2 separate regions of the Mus musculus genome follow, and region 2 is linked to region 1. Evidence: chromatin loops called from intact Hi-C (ENCODE). Cell type or tissue: heart. All regions are shown on one strand. Links, peaks and the distances in the headings refer to the core of each region. The heading gives the core; the rest is flanking DNA.

Region 1 (5,373 bases), core at 54-5,053:
TGCACATTTACCTAACTGGATTTCAATATAAAGACCTTGGTTAAGGGAAGGGAACAGCATTGGGAACCATGTGTGATTATGATATTTTGCTCCTGACGATAAGCAAGCCAGGCCCCAAGGTAATGGGTTCTTGGAGCCAGCACATGGAATGCTCCAGATAGCAAAAAAAAGAAAAATGAAAAGAAAAAAACGGGGGGGGGGGGGGTGTCTTCTCAAATCCCAACAATGCAACATTCTTTTCTTACAGAAATGTTTGTGAAGCGGTAACAAATAAACACAAGTGCAGACATTTTTCAGGCCTGTTCCTGCAAAGCAGTTCTTGCTTCCTACCACAATAGCAATAGTTATGTCATGCTAGCTTGTACATGGACCCTGATCGCTTGATTCCGAACACTCTCTCGGAGATAATAATCAATATAGCTCCTATTTGAAAATAGCATTTTCTTGCTAATTTCATGTTAAGGGAGAATGTTGGGTTGTTGTTTTGTTTTGTTTTGTTTTTTTAAACGCGATCAGAGGGAAATTTTCTCTCACTCTTCCCGTTTTTTCTTGGAGCCCAGATGGCAAGATACTAAAATGTCCGTTTTAAACAAAAGGTTTCTGTTTGTTTCCAGGAGAGTAACTGAGAGGCTGCGCTGGTTTCCAGTAGAAACTGCTGTGAATTCAGGCATACATCTGGGTCGCCTCATTAAACAAAAGACACCCGTCTGCTGTCAACAACCACACAGTACAACACTCCCGGATCCTTCATCTTTATCCGGAAGGAATGGTTCATAGAGACGCCTGTCACCATCCACTGGCCATGCAACTCTCTGGGGTCACTCCTGTCAGTGGCCTGGTGGCTACAGTATAGCACATTTGGGCTAGTCTTCCCGCCCCGCCCCTGCCCAGTACGTTAACCCGGGTTTATTGGAGCGCCAGCCAAGGCTTCCTCAGCACCTTTCCTAGCAGAATCCAGACCGGGGTCTGCTCCCCGTTTCCACCCTTCCCTCTCCACCCCACAACGCGCCACAATGGACGCTGGCCGACCACCGCACTGCACGCCATTGCCCACCCGCGCCGCTCGCGCGGACGCTCAGCCGTCCCGCAGACGCTGTGCACCGAGCACGGCCCTAGCTGACACCAAAGGCGCACGCCGCGGATCCGCGCCCGGGAGCCCCGGCCCTCGGCCCCTGGGTGCGCGCGCGCGGGTGCGGGTGCGGGTGCCGGCCGGGGACGCGCGTGGGGAGGGCAGCGGCGAGCCGGGGCGGGGGGTACCGGGGCCCAAGGGCCGCACTCACCCAGCAGCAGCAGCTTGAGCTCCCGGCGGGCGTCGCGCTTGTCCCTGCGCAGCTGCCGCTCGATCTCGTCGTTGATCCTCCGGGCTTCCTTGGCCTCCTCGCTCAGGCAGCACGCCATGATGGACTCCAGAGTCATTCTTCCGAAGTGCCTCGCTGCAGCCCCGCCGGCGCCCTGCTCACACGCGCGCACACACGCCCTCCGCCCTCGCTCCCCCGAGGCAGCGGCGGCCGCGGAGCCCCGCCGCCCGGGCGCGCGTCAGGGACGAGCTCAGGGGAGCCGCGGTAAAGGAGGCGGCCGGGCCCGCAGCCCAGGCGGGCCGGGAACGAGCGGGGCCGGGAGCCTGGGACGCGCGAGGAAAGGCCGCCGCGCCCCGCCGCGCTCACACGCCGCCTTCTCGGAGAGCGCGCGGCCCTCCAGGCGCCGCCGCCGACGCTGCCCAAGGCTGTGCGCCCAGCGGCCCGAGCTCATCCACCGAGGCGGCCCCGCAGCGAGCGACCGCCGACGGCTCAGCGCGCCCGGCGCGCCCGCTCCTCGCCGCCGCCGCCGCCGCCGCCTGACTCGGCTCCGGGCGCCCTCGGCCTGCCCGCGCCCACTCGGCTCGCTCGCAAACCGGGCAGCCGGCCGCCGCGCGCTCCCCGCCTCCGCCCCCGCCTCCGCCGGACGCCCACCCGGCCCGATTGCCAGGCGCGCCGCGGCTGCTCAGTGCTCGCCCTCCCCCTCGCCACACACACACATTTTCTCCTTTCTCTGAACTGGAGCACAGATCCGGGAGGGGGCGGCGGCGGCGGGAGGAGGAGGAGGAGGACGGGCGCAGGGGGCGGGCACAGCGCAAGGGGCGGGACCGCGGCCCCTCCTGGACAGCTCGCGCTCTCCTCGCCCCGCCCCCGACTGCCCGCCCCGCTCGCCGGCCGCCTCCCTCTGTGCGAGCTCCGGCGCGGCGGTCACGGCCGTTGGAGCGGGTCCGGCAGGCGGACACCGACCTTCGGCTGCCGCTGGGCTGCCGGGGCGTGGTCGGCGAGAATATGGCGGCCTCGGCCTGCCCTCTGGCCGCTGGCGCTGCGGGAGCCCTGCCGGGAGCCCACGCGCTGCGCTCCGGGCCTCTCTGCAGCCGGGCTGCCCTTTCCTATTTCTAAAACGCCATTGGGAAGAAGCTGCCTCGAGTGGCCTCTGACCCAAGATCCATCTTAGAAGATGGGATGCTCTTTACTAGGGAAGAGAAAGGATTGTCACTGGCTCTCTGGGGGTTACTGAGGGATCTGTGGACGGAACTGTCCTCCTTATCTCCAGATAGGAATCTGAATCCTAAAGAGAAAAAAAGAAGCTGCCCAAGTTTCCAAGAGCCTCCTGATCCGTTCCAACTTTTCGGGTCACTGAGGTGGTTTCTGTTTTCCTACCAGCACACTACGTTAAACAGTCTGGTAATGTAGGATTGACCCTTCTACACCGTGACAGTTAAGGATGACTTCTGGGAGAACGCCAAGTAGTACAGAATGAAATGAAAGAGACAGATATGGTGGCTCACACCCATAAACTCCACACTCCACAGGCTGAGGCAGGAGAATTGCTTCCTGAGCAGTATGAGACCTTGTAGCAAAGAAAAGGGGGAGGGAGAGAGAATAAAATAGGAGAAAGTGAAGAAACTAGTATCATTGGAGCAAAATTCTATTTGGTTTTTATACTTCTAATTTGAGGTGGTTTACTAATAAATAGAAAATATCTTGTTCATTCAAGGTTGTATTGGGGAAAAAAAAAGGTTCATTCAATTCAGTGTGTCTCAAACATCAAGAGGAGAATCGTACTATTTTTCCTGACTTTATAGATAGAAGTGGGCGCCTCCACATTTCATGCTTTTCATAAACTGCTCCTGTTGATCTGGGCTGCAATGTAAGATCATACCCATTGCTGCAACTTAAGAATGAAACAAGTCTTGGACTTCAAGGTCTCTCCTCTGGTTTGCCTTATTCTCCACCACCACCACCACCACCCCACCCCATCCCCCACCCCCACCCCCACCCCCACCCCCACCCCCCCACCCCCGTGATACACTGCATGCATACATTCAGCCTCTATGCCAGGACTCAGATGGAGTTGTGGACGTAAAGTCTGTATGTAATACTCTGCTTTTAAAAAAGATACCTTGCCAAAGAAGCAAAGAAGCAAAGAAGGTGAACCTCTCACCCCTTTTATATGAATACCATCAGAGCTGGTGTAGACTAGCTGTGAAAATGAATATTTAGATACTAAAGATTCAGAGTCCAAGGCAGAAATGTAAAATAGAAGAATTGGGCAAGAATTGCAAGTAATACCCAGCCCCCCCTCGTGGGGGTGGGGGTGGGGTGTGTGTGTGTGTGTCCTAGAGAGACACAACAAGCTGGAAAACAAAACGATCAACATTTCATGTCTGGTTTCCTAAGGAGCCCCTGAGACAAATTGTGCCTTTAAAGTGTCAGTAATATATTTTGCTTAACTGACCTCTTTGTTTGTCACTTCTGTCTCAGCCCCAGGGACATGCCCTGGTACAGATATTTAAATTGACAAAAAAAAAAAAAAAAATCAACGTATCACTCACTGGAAAGAAATCAGGAAGTAAGGAATGCCAGCAATGCACAGGACAAAGTTATATAAGGACATCAAGAGGGAAACAGGAAGAGAAAATTCCAAGCATAAACCTTTGATGGATCTGGAAAGCATTTGCTAAGCAAGTGTCCCTATGACTTACATCAAACAAATGGAGTCCATACAGAAACTCACAGTGGTGTTGAGTGTGCTCTAGAAGAATAGACTCTAAATTATGCAACCGAACAGGGCTCATGTTACAAAATTCCAGTTCATTAAATCAACAAGCAGGGATTAACTGCTTAAATACAGTAAAGATGCAGTGAGGAGCACCCGGGGCCTACAGCATGTCCTCAAACTCTATAGGCATGTGGTCTTAAGGCATGGTGCAGCTCTGGACGGATACAGAAGAAAAAACTGGAGTTGATTTGTACAAAAATTGGGGTAAAGGTAAAAAGCATTTCAATGTACCCTAAAGAACATATAGGCTTAGCTCGGTGTACGAGCACACAGTCTTATCTGGAATAGCAGTCTGGCCTACTGAAGGAGATACCCTGTGGGGAAGCAAGGAAAAGAGGGAGGGAAGAAAAAAAGGAAGAAAGGAACAAAGAAAATCTCTACCGTAAACGTACACCACTTTAAAATAACAATTCCAAATCAAAATCACTGGAGACATACTGTGGGTTGATAAGCCATTCTGAGAACTCGAGGCCAATTACCGTAAGGCTGAAAGGCAAAACCACAAAATCCTACAAGCATTGAACTTCAGAGAAAACAGACTCTTATCTCCCTTGCGGTGTCCCAGTTCAGAAGCCTACCCACCCCACACACCCCAATTTATTGCCCAGCCTTCAGAGACCTGAGAAGAAAGAAAGAAAGAAAGAAAGAAAGAAAGAAAGAAAGAAAGAAAGAAAGAAAGAAAGAAAGAAAGAAAGATAGATCAGTAAAGACATATTAAAGGAATGGAGGAGGGATTCCAGGGTCCAAGAAGAAAAGGAAAAGGAGATCCTGAAGGGGAACCCAGACAGCAGGCTGTGTACAGTGCCTTTGTTCCCAGTCATTTATCATGGCTACTTCATAATATGTGGGGTGTGTCTGTGTTTCTGTCTGCCTGCCTGAGAGCAAGGACTTTCCTGTTCTCAAGGACTCAAAAGAGTGCTGAGACTAGAATTGGCCCCTCTTTGGCCTAGTCTATGTAGACCAGGCTAGCTTTGAACTCACAGATATCCATCTACCTCAAATGTGCTGAGAGCAATAGAACTCACCACCATACCCAGCCCAGAACATATATTATTTTTAATTGACTCTTATTTATTTCATGTGCATGGGTGTTTTGTCAGCTTTTATGTCTGTGCACCATGGGTGTGCCTAGTGCCTGTAAGAGGCCAGAAGGGGGCATCAGATTTCCCGGAACTTGACTTACAGATGGTTGTGAGCCATCATATGGGTGCTGGGAATTGAGCCCAGGAATGTCCTCTGCCAAAGTAGATGGTGCTCTTAATCTCTGAGCCATCCCTCTAGCCCTAGGACATATAT
Region 2 (5,373 bases), core at 204-5,203, 91 kb before region 1:
TTTGAGAATTTAATGACTTGTCATTTTGAGTTTGCTATCTGCTTCCTGTTTCTGTCATGACAGAAATGGTCACTCACCTGTCTAGAATCATATGACAAAAACAAAAAACAAACAAAACAAAATCAAACCCTTCCTTCTGTAAGGTGCTTTGGTTTTAAGGTTTTACCACAGCATTAGAAAAGCAACTAAGACACCCTATCTCAACAATCAAAAACCAGATCAAATGGAACTAAACAACATACAGATTTGTTTGTTTGTTTTTGCTTACTCACAAAAAAACAAGTTATATCACAGCACACAGAACACTTAAAACCAGATTAAAACACTACAGTTAACAAGTGTCAAAACCAGCTTTCATTATTACCTTCTTTCTTAACCTAAGTTTTTAAACTGAACCATAAAAAAAAAAAAAAAAAAAAAAATGGCCTAGTTCCACAAAAGCTAGTGATCCAGACAAACCTGTTCAATGCCAGTGCTGCAGACACTGGGGACAGGAAACAGGAAAGGATTCTGCTAACGTATTAGCTAAATTGGGCACTGCAGAGGAAATGTCAGCCCAAAAGACACTGCTGGAAAGGGACATTGATCCCCACTGCACTTGGCCCAGCTTCTCCTCTTTCTAAATGAAAATGCTAAAAAGGACAAGAACATGGACCCGTGAATACTAATGAAGGCTCACAGCAGCCTTCAGAAGTGATGTGACTGCTTTTTTCTTAATGTCATTATCAATATAGGAAAAATAAAGAACTTTGTGCCTGGCCATAAATTAACACAAGCTGAACAGCAAACATGCAGAGGCCTCCGGAAAAGGAAGATGTTGCTTTACAGAGTAAGCCATGAAAACATTTGGGTTCTGCCTAGGAAGCCTAAAAAATGTTAAAGACATTTTTTTCATGGAAAAAAAGAACAGAACCAAAAACCCTTTAAATATAAGGGAGTCAACTCAGCTGTGCAGTCTCAAAGAGGAAAACCAAAGCAGAATGGCTTACCCTGTCCAATATCAAAACTCCTTATACAGCTTGGTTATCAGCAGTTTAGTACTGATAGACAGAGACACAAAATAATCAAATGGCTCATAATAGTCAACCTGGAACCAACTGTATACATAATCATGTGATCAGTGACCAGGGCGATCCTGCACAGCCCTGCATGGTGTCTTTGGTAAACTAGCTGGGTCAACAAGATTGCAAGACAGAAAAATTAAAATGTGTCTCCTTATTTCACACTGTACTCTACAATATATGATGAAGTTTATTTTAGATCTAAATGTAAAAGCAAAAATAAAAAATTTGGGAAAAGCCCAGGTTATTTATATGAATTTAAAGTAAGCAAAGATTACTTTAAAAGGACTAATTAGAGGGGGGAAAAATGACTAACTGGACTAAGATTAAGAACTTTTACTAGAAGAACCAGTAAGAAAATAGAAAGTAAATCACAAAGTAAAGAAAATATTCACAAAGTAAAGAAAAATTGCATTTACTAAGCAGAGAGTTGTTAATATATAAAGAGCTCCTACAAAGCAATAATAAATCAGGCACTCTAATAGAGGCGGGTAAAAGGTTATGTGTTTTTGTTTGGTAAACATAATCATATGTTAACCAAGGCCAGGTTCAAGAGTGCCTACATTTGTATTATTTGTAACAGTCAGAAACAGTCACATATTTAAAGAAAACATATATAAAAACAAACAAACAAATACCCTATAGAATAGCTAGAAAACTAGATGTTAAACAAATGTGACTATGTGACTAAACAGATTAAAAAAAATATTTTCACCACCAGGACAAGTTCTTTGTTACCCCTCAAATATGATTTAAGTGAAATACAGATACCAAAGTTCATACAATATGTGCCTTCTTGAATACAGGTTGAAACATTGGCAAAACTAAATGTCCTTAAACATCAAAGAGATGATCCCCTGTGGTTGGTAGATTTATCTAGAATAAGGGGTAATGAGCCCAGGTACTGGTTGTGCTGACTCAGATTAAGAGCTTAGCTACAGACATGTTCAAAGTGGTGACACCTGACTCTCACTACTAAGAACACGCGTTCTTCTATGCATAAGCTCTGCTTCAGTGAGAACACAGAAGGGAGAGAGCCAGTGTCCATCTATTGCTAAACTCTTTCCTCAGGGATCAGCACGAGCGAGGCGATTGTCAGAAAAGATTTCAGTTTGTCCAGTTCACAGCATGCTTTAGCTTGGAAAGACAGCTTTAGAGAAAGCCACATGTCAACAATCTATTCTGTTCTGAACACATCCAGGAAAGGAGTGATCTGTGCCTCCCTTGGCATCCTATCCCAGTGACCATGCTCTGAGGATGGCTTTTCCTCCACTTGACACTGCCAACAATTTTAAAGGTATTTCACATGCATGAGCTTTCCAACTTTAAACCACCTTATCACTGTTTGTCCCACTCCCACACATGAAAAAACTCAGGCCTAGACTATGAAGAAATGAAAAATTCTTAACAAATGTAAAGACTGCAAGACTCTTTGGCTTTTCTGTGCTAGAACTCAAATGCTGGATACACTTACCACAGTGCACATCGGAGAGAAGATAGTTGTCACTCGGTCACTAACTTGAGTCCCTTCCCACCCTATAACCCACAGTAAGTCCAGAATAAGAAATTGTATTTTAGGGTAAATGCTAAGTAAACTCAGAGGACTTGCATCTACAGGGAGTTCACATGTCATTCCGTGTTATAAATCGACTGTGCACTTTTGTAGTAGACATTTGTGAACGGGGCCAGAATTGTTCTCCTTTTTCCACTAGCAGTACCCAGATTTCCCCCAGGGACTGTCAATCACATTGACCAGACTTCCTTCCCCTGTCTAAAGAACTAGCAAAGAATCCAGGCTGGGCCAGTCCAACACTTTTTCCCAGGAATCTGAATCAGAAGTGAGTGTTGAAAGACTGAAATTGGCTGAAGTTCATCTCTCCCAAGCACAGTCCTTCAGCTTCTCAGGCCTCCTGTGAGCTCACACCCTCAAAACTTTTCCTCTTCCTCATCCAGGTTGGTTTCTGCAGCCTACAAATCTTTGGCTTCCCAGATGTTTTGACAGACAGACCAAAATGCGAAATTGTTAGTCCTGTTTATTACACAGGTGGAAATTCCTCAGTGCAATCAGTATGTGGTCATTCTGGGAACTAAGAAAATTCCCTTGTGGTTTTTGTTTTGTTTCATTTTTATGTAGCAATTTCTTATTGAGTTGATCAAAGACAGGAATAATACAGTCTTCAGAATTTTGGCTATTTTCTCTTGAAAAATAGCATTGAAGATCTTGAGGGTTTTTCTTTTTTAAGGAAATACAAAAATCAGAATAATGTAAACATTTTTAACAAATGCTTACATCTTAGGAGTGGGTATGCATGCACATAACCAAGAAACTGAGGGCTGGCGGATGTCGCTGGCACCATTCTCATTTGCCTGACATTCACAATTAGGCTAGCTGGCTGGCTAAGAACCTGAGAGATCTGCGTGTCTTTGCATCTCCAGTGCTGGGATTACATGCCCATGTAATAATGCCTCGGCATTTTTAGCTCAATTCTGAGGACAGAACCCAGATCTTCAGGCTTGCAAGGTAAGATAACGACTGAATCATGCCCCCAACCCTAATGAGTGAAGTACTTTTCTGTGACATGTCGTTCCTTATTCTTAGGTAGTGTACTGGCTAGTTTTGTGTCAACTTGACACAGCTGGAGTTATCACAGAGAAAGGAGCTTCAGTTGAGGAAATGCCTCCATGAGATCCAACTGTAAGGCATTTTCTCAATTAGTGATCAAGGGGGAAAAGCCCCTTGTGAGTGGGACCATCTCTGGGCTGGTAGTCTTGGTTCTATAAGAGAGCAGGCTGAGCAAGCCAGAGGAAGCAGGCCAGTAAGTAACATCCCTCCATGGCCTCTGCATCAGCTCCTGCTTCCTGACCAGCTTGAGGTCCAGTTCTGACTTCCTTGGTGATGAACAGCAGTATAGAAGTGTAAGCCGAATAAACCCTTCCCTCCCCAACTTACTTCTTGGTCATGATGTTTGTGCAGGAATAGAAACCATGACTAAGACAGGTAGCATAGTACTTAGTGGTCCTCTTAGTTCCCCTCCACTCCAAATGAAAAGGAAAACCACGTGTCATAGTAACAGTCCGTAGCTACTTAGGCAAATTGAGCTAAAGACTAGTTGCTAAGTGAGCCTGGTCATTAGAACTTTAAAGACTAAACTTAGAAACTAGGTAAGGGTGAGTATCCTTGTCAGAAATACTTGCACCAGAAACATCCTAGTCTGCAGAGCTTTTAAATATGGTAACACATGCATATATACAAGTATCTATGAGATGAGGCTTAAGCTACTTGCTTTTCATACTCATGGAATGAATGCAGCTTGGTAGTAATTTTACACAAATTTTTAATAATTTTACTGGATTTATACAGGTGGAAGGAAAGACTGAATCCTGTAATCTATCCTTTGTCCTCCACCATAGCATTTTCAGATCAAGGATGCTCAAACTATAGAATAAAAAGAAAAGTGAAATTGTCAGCTTGAAGGTAGCACAGGCTGAGTCCCCACTATCATTTCTTTTCTCCATATCAGATGTTTTTCTCTTGCAGAGCTGGCAATGGACAGACTATAGACACTTCTACACTGCCTCAATCCCTGATTTCACAGACATCACAAATCAGCTGCAAAGGAATACCAGGAGCCCCCATCGGGGGCGTTCTACACAATGAGCAAAAGCCTCCTCTGCTTTGCCTGTGTTGTTGAGGTGGGATCGATTCCCAACGAGCATGATGCTCTGTGAAAGGTATCCTGTAACCTGAGGAGATCATGCATGCACATATGAAATACTACAACCGGCATACAGGAAGAACACCAACTGCCCAATTCAGACATTCTTCACCACACTGCAATTCCAGACAGTTCCCTATCCATGCTAACACAGAGGCACTCAAATCACCTCCTTTTTATTAGTAATCAAATTCTAGATGAAGACAGAGAATGTAATCAGAAGAACTCATCTGTGGAAGATGAATGGAATTCATCCTTTTAGAAAGAACTAAATACTGAAGCAATCTCATGGTCATATACTTTACACAGGCAGGCTTTACTAAATGACAGTCTCTTTTATTGTTAGCTATGAACCTGTATTCAGAAAAAAAACAAGGTGGTATGTATAAATAAACAAGCTCTATATCACTGTATGTTCAAAAGGAATCTTAAAACATGTGTTTCCTCAATGTGGGATGAGTTGGAGGAGCTCGCCATTATAGAAACATGCTTTTTCAGCAAAGAACTCCCATGGACAAAATCATGGATACCTACACTCAAGGAAAAATTAATCATAGTTTGGTAAAAGTGTGCAACATACTGACATGTATTGCAAG

What was found. A loop is a pair of places that touch in the nucleus more often than their neighbours do. Peaks named below come from ENCODE experiments on the same cell type or tissue, not always from the same donor. Only the 100,000 strongest peaks of a DNase experiment are listed, where the experiment ranks them.
Region 2: a loop joins it to region 1, with 4 times the contacts of the local background. A loop is called at or near these places in 2 of 42 quality-filtered maps.

Annotation. Positions count from the first base shown.
Region 1 is chr19:16,129,369-16,134,741 of GRCm38, reverse strand. Gnaq (guanine nucleotide binding protein, alpha q polypeptide) reads right to left here and starts at 2,058. Exons shown (of 7, transcript NM_008139.6): 1 at 1,281-2,058. The coding sequence starts at 1,416. In heart, for the core only: a CTCF peak has its summit at 2,283; DNase peaks (open chromatin) are centred at 931, 1,281 and 2,131; H3K4me3 peaks cover 2,907 bases; H3K27ac peaks cover 2,668 bases.
Region 2 is chr19:16,220,220-16,225,592 of GRCm38, reverse strand. All of the region lies in intron 2 of Gnaq (guanine nucleotide binding protein, alpha q polypeptide), which reads right to left. Among named protein-coding and RNA genes, the nearest start is that of Gnaq, 90 kb to the right of the region's middle. In heart, for the core only: no CTCF peak of the experiment used is centred there; a DNase peak (open chromatin) is centred at 2,842.